Linked DNA regions of Homo sapiens: regions 2 and 3 are each linked to region 1. A link is a contact called in ENCODE Hi-C or POLR2A ChIA-PET data. All regions are on one chromosome and are shown on one strand. The core of a region is the stretch at or near the end of the contact, and the rest is flanking DNA. Distances in the headings are between cores, read along the strand shown.

Region 1 (4,034 bases), core at 943-3,442:
GATATAAAATCCATTCCAAGGGGATGGACATGCAATCCCTTTAGTGTTTACTGAATTCCTACTAAGTTCAGGGTACTGAGCTGGGTACTTCAGAGAACACATGACAAGTGAGAGGTAGCAAGTCCCAGTTCTTTACTCTTTGGTTGTTCGCAGGCTAGTAGAAGGGTAAAGACAAAGACCCAAAAAGCCTCAAGGGAAAACAGATTAATGTGGGTAGGACAAAGGAAACAGAGATCTCATCTGCTGAAATAGTGTGGCATCACCAGATGTCCTTAACACCTAGGTAAGTAAGAATCCTTTCCAGATTGCTGGGCATGGTGCTGTCAGGATCACTTCATCTCAGAAATGTCCTTACTTTCTGCCTTGGCTCCAGAACCTCCAAGCATGGAGTCAGCTTCCTGTTGGAGGAACTGTTTAAGATGCAGTTTCTTACAAGGTGGTACCTTCTTGAATAAATAGTGCTCCATCTTCAGAAAAACAACGCCTGTCTCACTCCTCAGGCTGCCCCCTCCACCTACAAAAACACTTAATCTCACTCGTCCAAAAAAACAGAAAAGGAATAAAGATTTTAGCCAGCATTCCAAACACAAAAGCTACCTCCACTTTTGGGACCCTCCCCAGCCTCCCCCAGGTACCTCTGAATGAGCTGTCTCCCTAGACTAGAAGTAGACACCAAGGCCACCTCCATAGTTTAGGCAAAGAACACAGAAAATCACGAGTCAGGAGCCTGTGGGTACATCTGATCCCACAGACTGGAAAGATTTAAGATTGAAGAGTGATAACTAAGCAAGTCTCAAAAACGAAGGCTCTTGATGATGGAAGGTAGTGTAATAAGAATCAGTACACATATTTAGGAAGGGGCATCCTCCCCCAAGCCCCACCCTACTCTTGTACAAGGTCAGCACAGAAAAGGGGATTATGAAATAAGACAAAATTAATTCTCTTATTATTACTTTAGAATTCTTTCAAGTCCCTTAGTTACAGTTCATAATCTTCACCTCCTTAGGAACGGAAATCATAAATCCAAGGCTTTTTAATTTAATTTAATTTAATTTTGGCAAAGGATGTAGATTTGCATGAATACCTGTAGAGATAAAACCTGTTTTTCCAAGAGGGAAGTAGTTAAGAAAATGCCCTCTGGCATCCCCTAACTCTGTCTTATTTGCTGTGTTATCTTTATGCGAATTACTTCTGATCAATCTCACTTTTCTCATCTGCAGAATGGGGAATATAATCCTATTTAGGATTATATATTAAAAAAAAAAAAAAAAAACTGCCGGGCGCGGTGGCTCATGCCTGTAATCCCAGCACTTTGGGAGGCCGAGGCAGGCGGATCGCCCGAGTCAGGCGTTCGAGACCAGCCTGTCCAACATGGTGAAACCTCGTCTCTACTAATAATGCACAAATTAGCTGGGCATGGTGGCTGACGCCTGTAATCCCAGCTACTTGGGAAGCTGAGGGAGGAGAATCGCTTGAACCCGGGAGGCGGAAGTTGCAGTGAGCCGAGATCACACCATTGCACTCCAGCGTCGCCCACAGAGAGCGACTCTGTCTCAACAACAACAACAAAACCAAAAGGCCCTTAAGCCCACTGCCAGGCACGTATCAAACTGACAATCGTGCAATCGTGATTTTAAGCCAAAGTCAATGTAAATTTTTAAAACACAAAACAAATGGCAAGCCGGAACCATACCTCCCTACAATCTGGATAAATATATTTAGATGCCCATTGGCTGGAGTTTTTAAGACCAGCCCAGGCTCTGTGGGCCAAGAATCGGCGCAGGAGCGAACCGATTTGTTGGCCAAGAATTCGGGCCAAAACTTGTAAAGTTGGCAGACGCACTCGCCATGCCCTTCTCAAGTGCCCTCGCTGCGCAGCCGCAGGGCTGGAGCGAGACCGCCGGCCGGAGGCGCGTTTCTCTGAGTTCACCCAGGAACCAGACGCCCGCTGGACGTCAACTCGGCCGGACGCGGGGCACGGGCGCTAACAGGCTCCTAGGAGCCTCCCCGGGCGCCCCCCGCCCAGGGCGCGCTCTGCTCACCTGCAGGTTTCGGCGGCTCCGCGGTGACTAACAACAGCGGCAGCAGCAGCAGCAGCAGCAGAAGCGGTGGCGGCTGTGGCAGCCCCGGGCGCCCGCCCGGACCGCCGCGGGTCATCGCTCCACGGCCGCGACCTTCCTCTGCGGGATCAGGCGGCCGCGGTGGCCCGCGGTGGCAGAAGTTGCAAGAGAGGCTCCTGGCCTACTCAGGGGCGCCGCCTCTCCGAGGTGGGGCGTCCTCAACTTTCCTCTTTCTTGAGCCCGGCCTGCTCCGGGCTCTGAGGGGCGAGGACGCTTCACGTGGTGGCCTGGGGCCCACCCCGCCTAGGAAAGGCGGATCCTTTACGTCTGACCCTCTAGCAACCCCTGGGCCGGTCTGGGAAAGTTCCCCAGCTGCACTTCTGGGAAATGCAGAGGCTGCCTGCCGCTTTCTTTCGCAGTTTTGCGGCCCAAGGCTTGGGCGAATCAGTTCACATCAACACCCCTACTAGCCTCTCCCTCCGGGGTCGACCATTTATCTCCAGCAGCGGACCAGGCGCCCGGGCCAGGGTGACATGCGCGCCCTGCCTACACGCAGCTCGGATCCTCTGCTGTTTCTGGAGAGGCCTCCACAGGTGCGTTTTCCTCAGCGATTAGCGTACCCCTCATTCCCAGGCTGTTTAACCTAAATCCATGCGCTGTAGCTCAGATTTTTTATCCTTTTTGCTTCCTCTTCGTTGGCTGGAGCCACCACAGGAGAGTGATTCAGACGGGGCTGACACTAGACACACTCCTACGTTTCTGTGGAGTCCCCATTTCTGTGTGGGGTCAGTTAAAAGTGACATTGTGAAGTAGTCAAAAGTTATGCCTTGGGTGATATTGTGAAGTTGGCACCGGGTGCCCTAGGTGACATTGTGAAGTAGGCAAAAGGCATTTCATTCATTCACTCAGCATTGGCTGGGCCCATCTTATACTCCAGATACCAGTGATATAAAGACAGCTAAGAGCATGCCTCACCACAGACAAAAAGAACTAAGCCAGCCGGGCGCCGTGGCTCACGCCTGTAATCCCAGCACTTTGGGAGGCCGAGGCGGGCAGATCACGAGGTCAGGATATCGAGGCCATCCTGGCTAACACGGTGAAACCCCGTCTCTACTAAAAATACAAAAAATTAGTCGGACACGGTGGCGGGCGCCTGTAGTCCAGCTACTTGGGAGGCTGACGCAGGAGAATGGCGTAAACCCGGGAGGCGGAGCTTGCAGTGAGCCGAGATCGCGCCACTCTACTCCAGCCTGGGCGACAGAGCGAGATTCGTCTCAAAAAAAAATAATAATAATAACAATAATAATTTTTTTAAAAAAGAACTAAGCCATATAGATAAACAAGTACACAGAACTTGCCATTCTACTGTGTTAGAGCTATGTTTAAGGTGCAGTGGGAGAGGGGGAAGGAGGGAACAAGCCACCTCTCAGATGGGAACCTCAGCACCCCACTCTTCCTCTTGGCCTTTCTTCTAAGCTTAACCTAGGTGTCAAGGAGAGATGAGAAGAGAGAATAAGCAGTACCTTTCATAACGGGGAAAATGTAATTGTTAGAAAAGATAAAGAACCTAAAAGTTCATCAAATCTCTGTGCAAATTGTGAAACACAAGTCACAATTTTGTGGTCCAGGCACCATGGCTCATGCCTGTAATCCCAACACTTTGGGAGGCCAAGGTGGGAGGATCACCGGAGCCCAAAAGTTCAAGACAAGCCTGTGCCACACAGGGAGACTCCAACTCATTTTTATTTAATTAAAATTAAAGTCACAATTATGTTTAATGGCATTTAATGAATGAAGACATCGAGGACATTGTAAAAGTTGCACATTTTCCTTCAAGTTAGAAAATTAAAATGAAGAAAAATTAAAACGAAGACATCGAGGACATTGTAAAAGTTGCACATTTTCCTTCGTTAGAAAATTTAAATGAAGAAAAATTAAAATGAAGACATCGAGGACATTGTAAAAGTTGCACAT
Region 2 (4,386 bases), core at 1,116-3,615, 98 kb after region 1:
TGTGTGTGAATTTTTCTTTTTATTTTTCTGAGACAGAGTTTTGCTCTTTTTGCCCAGGCTGGCATGCAATGGCACGATCTCGGCTCACCGCAACCTCCACCCTCCAGGTTCAAAGATTCTCCTGCCTCAGCCTCCCAAGTATCTGGGATTACAGGCGCACGCCACCATGTCCAGCTAATTTTTTGTATTTTTAGTAGAGGTGGGGTTTCATCACGTTGGCCAGGCTGGTCTCGAACTCCTGACCTCAGGTGATCAGCCCACCTTGGTCTCCCAAAGTGCTGGGATTACAGGCGTGAGCCACTGTGCCCAGCCATGTGTGAATTTTTCTGTGCTAAAATATAATTGATGTAGGTGCCCCGAAAATGAGGTTTTAGGACTTCTTTATGAAAGCAGAATCCTAAACCTTCACACTGTATTCTCTATCATGACACCATAATCTAAACTCCTGGGGGCACAGTCCATGTCCTACTTATTCATTCCTGTTCATCCTTACACCTTTGGCACCCAGCACAAGACCTGGTAAAGTATCAATAAAAATGGCTAATAAAAAATAATAGAAGAAAAACCTGGCCCTGGTCATCTTATTGCCTGAGAAGAGGCAAGGAGAAGGTGCTTGGACATTAAAATACATAAATAAATTCATATAGAAAGACTCCTGTGCCATTAGGGGTCTCATGTCATATGTATTTTAAAACTGTTTTTGTTTAATCATATTATGTCCTTCTGAAGTAGATGGTTTAGCTTGGGGTAAACACTACAGCTCCTTTGTATAAGGGCTGAATTTGAAGGGTTTATGCTTTGCAGACATGTGACTTTGCCTCTATTACCTTGTTTTGTGTTCATGGGAAATTTTCAATGGTGAAAATGTGAACTTTGGATTTCTACTCTCATCGGGGCAGAAATAAATTCATACTTTGGAGTTGAACTTGCATTATGGGCACATTTAACTGGTGAATTCTGTTTGTTACTACAATCACCACTTCCATCACTATCACCACTATTGCCACTCCCACCATTCTCACGCCCTAAACCCCAGAAAACGAAAGTGAGTACAAGAAATACATTTTCAACAGTGTAGATAATCCCACTCACTGGTCTATCAAAATTGCACATCCCCTAGACTAGAGTATAAACTGGAGGGAATATGGGGACTCCTCAGCCCACCTCAATTCTCTGCCTCCTACAGTATGAACATCTCACTGTATTAGATATAATTATAATATTTATATATAGTATTTAAATATACTATTTAAATGTAGTCATTTTTAATTAAACATGCTTTTCAGTTTTGCCTTTTAGATAAACGCAGTATCAAGTTCTAAATTCCAAGGTTAAGCTTCTGCTGCCTTCTGGTGGCTGCTGTAGTTATCACATTCTATTTAACTCATCTCACAATGAATGAGAGTTTATAACCTCAAGGTCATATGATATTACGGTTGGAAGGAACCTGATAAACTTCTTGATTTAACAGGGGAAGAAACTCACACTTAGAAAAGAGAAATAAATTGACTGAAATTAACAGAGTATAGATGAGTGCTGGAGTCCAGAGTAGAAATATATTCAGTTATCTCATGTTGTCATTCATTCATTCATTCATTCATTCATTTATTCATTCCAAGGCACTGTGTTGGGGCAAGGAAATATGAATAAGAATAAGCCCTGAGGGGGCGCGGTGTCTCACACCTGTAATCCCAGCACTTTGGGAAGCCAAGGCGGGTGGATCACGAGGTCAGGAGTTCGAGACCAGCCTGGCCAACATGGTGAAACCCCGTCTCCACTAAAAACATAAAAATTAGCCGGCCGCGGTGGCAGGTGCCTGTAATCAGTTCCAGCTACTTGGAAGGCTGAGGCAGGAGAATCTCTTGAACCTGGGAGGCGGAAGTTGCAGTGAGCCGAGATTGGGCCACTGCACTCCAGGCCGGGCAACACTGCGAGGCTCCGTCTCAGGAAAAAAAAAAAAAAAAAAAGCTAAGGAAAGTTGAGATTCCGGTTAAATCTTGAGGATGAGTAGATGTTTCCCACCTCTATGGAGAAGTGATAAATTCTATTCCGAGGGAGTAGCATAAATAAGGACACAGCGGCATAAATTTGCATGACGCTTTAAGGAAGTAGGGAGGAAGCTGAGAGCATGGGGAAGGGATAGGTGAGTAAAAGATAAGTAGGGAGATTACGGGCACTTTGTGCTGTATTAAGTAACTTGGACTGTATTCTGTAGGTAAAGCAGAGTTGCCAATTGACATGTTAGCAACAGTGCAGTGACATGATTGGACTTGTGCTTTCTTTCTGATAGCAGGATGGGTTGGATGGAAGTGGGCAGGACTAATGCAGGAAGTCAGTTTGACGTCATTTTTGTGATACAGGAAGCAGATGCTGAGGACTTGGATGAGGACGGGCACCAAATCTGCATTGTCCATTGCTATTTCCCAGGTGCTCAGAACATTGTCTGGCATTAAATAAATATCTTTGTTAAATAAATGAAAGAACAGGGATGGTGTAATCTCTTGGTGAAATGTTTTGTTACTTAGTAGCTGTGTACACACAGATGCAAGTTCCAGTCATGCATATCGTATTTCTATACTATTTCAAAGGTTGAGTTGCTGAAGCGGCTTCATTGTCTGGGGACATACCCAAGGTTCGTCATCGCGTGACGAGAAGATTAAGGACACAGACGCAAACACGGAGCGGGTCAAGTAGCGGAAAGTTTAATAGGCAGGAAAGAAGAGAACAGCTCACCGGTAGAGAGGTAGGAGGGCTCTGAAGGGAAAAAACCATGCTTGTGGTGGGAAGCAGTAGGTTATATAGGGAGGCTTCAGGAGGCGGTGTCTGATTTATATAGGGCCCAGGGGATTGGTTTGACCAGTGTGCCATTTACATAGCCCTGAAGAAACTGGCCCTCTCACCCTAATCTTTTATTATGCAAATGCGGCCTCTACCTGGCTGGCGCCATGACACCCACACATGTGGCTTTACCCGGCCGGCACAATGACACCCCCACACATGGCTACAAAGAAAAGGGAGGGGAAATCGCTATATTGGGTGGACCTGGCTTTTAGTACAGCTGCGGGCATTCATCTACGCAAGCTTCCAGCTTGCTTATTTATGCTTGCAGTTCAGCTTTTCAGGCTGCTTTTTGCTAGAAAAGAAATGGTTTGGAGACTGTTTTCAATTAAAAGAAAATGCCTGGCTGGGCGCCGTGGCTCATGCCTGTAATCTCAGAACTTTGGGAGGCCGAGGCAGGCGGATCACGTGAGGTCAGGAGTTCCAGACCAGCCAGCCCAACATGGCGAAACCCCGTCTCTACTAAAAATACAAAAATTAGCCGGGCGTGGCGGCAAACACCTGTAATTCCAGCTACTCGGGAGGCTGAGGCAGGAGAATCGCTTGAATCCGGGAGGCAGAGGTTGCAGTGAGCCAAGATTGCACCACTGTACTCCAGCCTGGGTGATACAGCCAGACAATGTCTCCAAAAAAAAAAAAAAAGAGTAAGAAAAGAAAAGAAAAAGCCTTACTGAGGACTCCTGTACCCTCGCTACCTGCCTAAATAATTTCTTTTTAACTCCTATATTATTGCTTCATTGGTAAAGTTTAGAGCTAAATGTAGTAAGTAACAGTTAAGTATTGAAAAGCTCTGGCTAACTGAGGTTGTTAGTTAACTGAGGCTGAAGTAAAGTTGCTCAGGATAATATAACGTCCCTGTAGGATATAGTATGAATATTTAATGTTCACTTTAGGAACACTTTTACACTGTTGGTGGGACTGTAAACTAGTTCAACCATTGAGGAAGTCAGTTCTCTTTAAGTAAAGAGAACTCTCTCAAAAAGTACTTTTTGAGAAGTTCAGCACTTTAGAAATCACAGACCTATTGAATAACCAAAATACCAAAAAACTTGAAGGAAATACATTAAAAACACAAACCTAACTTTGTCACTGACAGTTATAATTAAGAAGAAAGAAAAAATAATTTGAACTCAAAAAGTTACAAAAGAAGTTGAGAGTTGCAGAAGCCCATGAGAAAAGAGATATATTTCAGAAGTCAAGTTTGGTTTAAAACTAGAAAGCTTGAAGATGGTTCCAGAAAGTTTTAAAAGCTTATTAAATAAAACTCGACTTTAAAAAGCAATCATAGCAATAAATCTGAAGTCAGCTCAGGATTGCTTATTGTCTAGAAGAATGCCATCTTCATTCCCCCCTCCCTCATTTCGTTAATCAGCTGCTAATACCTGTTGGATAAAAGTACAGGAATCATTTTGGACTTAATTTGACTCATGGAGTGAAAGAAAACTAGAAACGCAGGTATAGCTCTGACACAAGCAAGCCCTTCAAACCAGAAATGTTCCCTTTATATCAGATCAAATTTTCAGAGTTTCTGGCTGTAGAGCGGGGCTG
Region 3 (3,907 bases), core at 829-3,328, 130 kb before region 1:
TTCTGGTCCTTCCAAAGCATTGTACTAATTTTTCTAAAATACTGATTACTTCAGTCTCTTTATAGTCCAAGTTCCTCAATTGTGTACCGGTAAAACCAGTATTCATTTTTAAAATTTTTAAATTTTAATCTCTTAATTTTCAATCCACTTTTTCTAATATCCACCAGTTGCTTCACTGTCCTACAGGGTACTATTAATGTTTATTGTATTTTGATACCAGGCTTTTGACTTCGTATTGTTTCCCCTGTTCACTCACCCATGATCATGTGCCCAATTTAATTCCATCTCTTTGTGTCTTGTTCCAGTATTTTGTTTTTTTATGGAAATAAAATTCAGATACCAAACTGTTTTAAAGTGTACAATTCATTGTTATTTAGTACATTCACAATTTTATACAACCACAATCTCTATCTAGTTTCAAAACATTTTTGTCAACTCAAAAAGAAACGTTTTGCCCATTAAGCATTTGCTCTTCTTTTCCTCTTACACTAGCCCTTGGCAACCACTAATCTGCTGTCTCTATCGATTTACCTGTTTTGCATATTTCACATGCCTCTTTCACTTAGCGTGTTTTCCAGCTTAATCTGTGTTTGTAGCATGTATCAGTACTTCATTCCTTCTTAGGGCTAAATAATATTCCATTATATGGCGGTATATGCCACATTTTGCTTATACGTTCATCCATTGAATGGCATTTGGGTTGTTCCTACTTTCAGCTATTGTGAATGATGCTGCTTTGAACTTGTATACAAGTGTTTGTTTGAATACTTGTTTTCAAATCTTTTAGGAATATACCTAGGTGTGGAATTGTGGGCCATATGGTAATTCTTTGTTTAACTTACTGAAGAATCACCCAGCTGTTGTCCACAGTGGCTATACCATTTTCTGTTCCCACCAGCAATGTATGAGGGTTCCATTTCTCCACATCCTCACCAATACTTGTTATTTTTACTTTCTTTTTTTATTATTATAGCATCTGAATGGTATGAAGTGGTATCTCATTAGGGTTTTGATTTGCATTTCCCTAATGATAAATGATGTTGATCAACTTTTCATGTACTTGTTGATCAATCATATGTGCTTGTTTATAGAAATGTCTATTAAAGTCCTTTGCCCATTTTTAATTTGGATTTTTTGCTTTTTTGTTGTTGAGTTGTAAGAATTATTTATATATTCTGGATACCAAAGTCTTTTTTTTTTTTTTTTTTTTGAGACGGAGTCTCCTGCCAATTCCCAGGCTGGAGTGCAATGGTGTGATCTTGGCTCACTGCAAGCTCTGCCTCCCGGGTTCACGCCATTCTCCTGCCTCAGCCTCCCGAGCAGCTGGGACTACAGGCGTCTGCCACCACGCCCGGCCAATTTTTTGTATTTTTAGTAGAGATGGGGTTTCACCATGTTAGCCAGGATGGTCTCCATTTCCTGACCTCATGATCTGCCCACCTCGGCCTCCCAAAGTGCTGGGATTACAGGCGTGAGCCACCGCGCCCTGCCCAGGATACCAAACTCACCGCACCCGGCCCAGGATACCAAACTCTTATTAGATACATGATTGCAAATATTTTCTCCCGTTCTGTAATTTGTCTACAACTTCTTGATAATGCCTTTTGATGCACAAAACTTTTAAATTTTGATGAAGTCTTACAGATGGTATATAGTTTGGTCATGATTTATTATCAGTTCCACCAATCTCTACCTTTTAATCAAGGAGTTTATTTACATTTAAAGTAGTTACTAATAAGGAAAAACTTCTGCAATTTTACTTTTCTTCTATATCTGATACCTTTTTTGTTTCTACTTTCTCCATTACTGCCTTGTTTTGCAATTGATTTTTTCCTGGTATATCATTTTGATTCCTTCTTGTTTCTCTTCCTATATATATTTTTAGTTTTTTCCTTAGTGGTTACCCTGGGGATTACACTTAACATCTTAACTTTATAACAGTTAGGTTTCAATTAATATCTACTTATTTTCAGTAGCATACAAAATCAAATATCATTATGATTGTGCTCTAGAGAGGGAAATATGTTTTTTTGGTGTAGATACTACCCATGTGGCAATTGTTGGCAACCGTTCTACCCACATTTTGCTGCCTGTTTTGCAATGTGTACATAGTTCAGCCTGATTCTGCCCTTCACTCTGGGTATAGTAACACTTAGCCAATCGAGTCCTGTTACAACAAATATAAAGCATAGTGCAAGATCATGAGAGGAGTTTGTTGAGATCAGTTGTGCTCATTTTGGCTAAATTTATGTGGTGCAGTTGGTTTGGAAATAAAACTTTGAATTCGTTCTTACTGCGTATTTCAGAACAATTTCCTGTTAGCTAATATGATATTTTGACTTTTGGCTTAATATGTTTTAGTATAATTATCCAGGGACAATTTGTTCAGTTGAATACATCTGAGACAAATTGTTCTATTGGTCTGATAAATCTTTGACCTAGAAATAAAATAAATACAAATAAACTGCACAAGGATTAGAAAAGGAGACAAGATCCAGAAGGGATTCTTTAAGAACGTTTTTATGTTAACAACCTTGTACCAATGAAATCTGTTGTATACAAAAAGGAAGCAGGAGGCCAGGTGTGATGGCTCATGCTTGTAATCCGAGCACTTTGGGAGGCTGAGACAGGTGGATCACTTGAGGTCAGGAGTTCGAGACCAGCCTGGCCAACATAGTGAAACCTCGTCTCTACTAAAAATACAAAAATTAGCTGGGCTTGATGGCACATCCCTGTAATCCCAGCTACTAGTGAGGCTGAGGCAGGAGAATCGCTTGAACCCAGGAGGCGGAGGTTGCAGTTAGCCAAGATTGTGCCCTTGCATTCCAGCCTGGGCAACAGAGCAAGACTCTGTCTCAAAAAAGGAAGCAGGAAAGCTAGGTTTTGAGGAACTGTATCAAAACTATAGTCAAAGATCTATTTCTGAAGAAGTCATGGAACCCAGAAAGCTTTGCCAGATAATTCTGACAAATCATTGAGGAACAGGTAATTCTTGTCTGATGTAAACTGTTCCAGGGTATGGAGAAAGATGAGACTTCCATTAGATGAAGTAAGCCCATCTGTGAAACCTCTAGCACAAGAAGAGAAAAAAACATAGTTTAGTTTTATTCCCCAGCATAGATTTCTCTTAAGAATGCAAACTTGGTTCAGTATTAACAATTATACGTTACTCTGCTAATGTAGGAAAGGTGAAAAATAGTGTGATCATCTCAGTACATGCCAAATCAGGATTTGTTAAAATTCACTGGTCATTCATGGAAAAAACAGGAGGTAAATACCTTGAATCTCTTAAAGGGTTTTCAGAAACCTGTTGTAAATATCATATTTAATAATGGATTATTGGAAATATTTCTACCAAAGTTGAGAATGAGAAAATGCCTATTAATAGATGTTGCTATTTAGAGCTTTGGTGTCAGTCTTGGGCAATACAGTGAGACAGGAAAAAGAAATGAGTAACAATTGGTAAGTGGGAACCCAATAGAATTAAGTTGGCAAACTGTTGAATGAAGAAGGAAATATAGCAACTACCTCATATAAGGACAATATATTCTAATAGTTTTCCTTATATCAACAATAACCAATTAGAAAATATAATGAGAAAAAGATTTCACATATGGTAGTTATTTAAAAATGAGTAAGCACTTAAGAATAAACCAAAAAATAAAATTTTAAGACCATTATGAAGAAAAAGGACAGAACCAGAAAACAGGAGTCAACAGTGATTAGTACTATGCTCTTAAATAGGAAGACTTGATTCCTCTCAAATCACAGTATAGTTCAAATTCATAATACTCGGAATTTCAACTAGATTTCTTACAGAAATGGAAAAGCTGTCAACACACTCTGGAATATAACATTCCGTTGGTTATGACTTAGAAAATGCCATTTTAAGTAGATTTAACTAAAA

Evidence for each region. Hi-C counts contacts between places; a loop is a spot of excess contacts on that map. ChIA-PET counts read pairs that join two places held with the same protein, here RNA polymerase II (POLR2A). Pooled maps may share reads with other maps.
Region 2: a loop to region 1 is called in a map of B cell, with 5 times the contacts of the local background. The contact joins the promoter of GUCY2C-AS1 here to the promoter of PLBD1-AS1 in region 1. A Hi-C loop is called at or near these places in 3 of 168 maps with a recorded cell type or tissue (B cell, GM12878 and OCI-LY7), 30 of 37 single-sample maps with no recorded cell type and 10 of 50 pooled maps. POLR2A ChIA-PET finds 5 or more read pairs at or near these places in 2 of 52 experiments (OCI-LY7 and naive thymus-derived CD8-positive, alpha-beta T cell).
Region 3: a pooled map of heart left ventricle shows a loop between it and region 1 (2.1-fold over the local background). The contact joins the enhancer-like site here to the promoter of PLBD1-AS1 in region 1. A Hi-C loop is called at or near these places in 1 of 50 pooled maps.

The regions. Positions count from the first base shown.
Region 1 is chr12:14,565,540-14,569,573 of GRCh38, forward strand. It overlaps PLBD1-AS1 (PLBD1 antisense RNA 1), which reads left to right and starts at 2,193. Exons shown (of 6, transcript NR_120465.1): 1 at 2,193-2,267; 2 at 2,480-2,653. It overlaps PLBD1 (phospholipase B domain containing 1), which reads right to left and starts at 2,344. Exons shown (of 11, transcript NM_024829.6): 1 at 2,043-2,344. The coding sequence starts at 2,157. RefSeq lists silencers at 1,189-1,365, 2,105-2,214 and an enhancer at 1,610-2,291.
Region 2 is chr12:14,663,271-14,667,656 of GRCh38, forward strand. It overlaps GUCY2C-AS1 (GUCY2C antisense RNA 1), which reads left to right and starts at 2,366. Exons shown (of 6, transcript NR_186173.1): 1 at 2,366-2,427; 2 at 2,589-2,743. The region is part of intron 10 of GUCY2C (guanylate cyclase 2C); the gene reads right to left.
Region 3 is chr12:14,440,298-14,444,204 of GRCh38, forward strand. All of the region lies in intron 5 of ATF7IP (activating transcription factor 7 interacting protein), which reads left to right. Among named protein-coding and RNA genes, the nearest start is that of ATF7IP, 77 kb to the left of the region's middle. Within about 2 kb of position 2,079, at least 2 of the 41 ENCODE cell types and tissues checked have a DNase peak (open chromatin) inside an H3K27ac peak, as active enhancers do.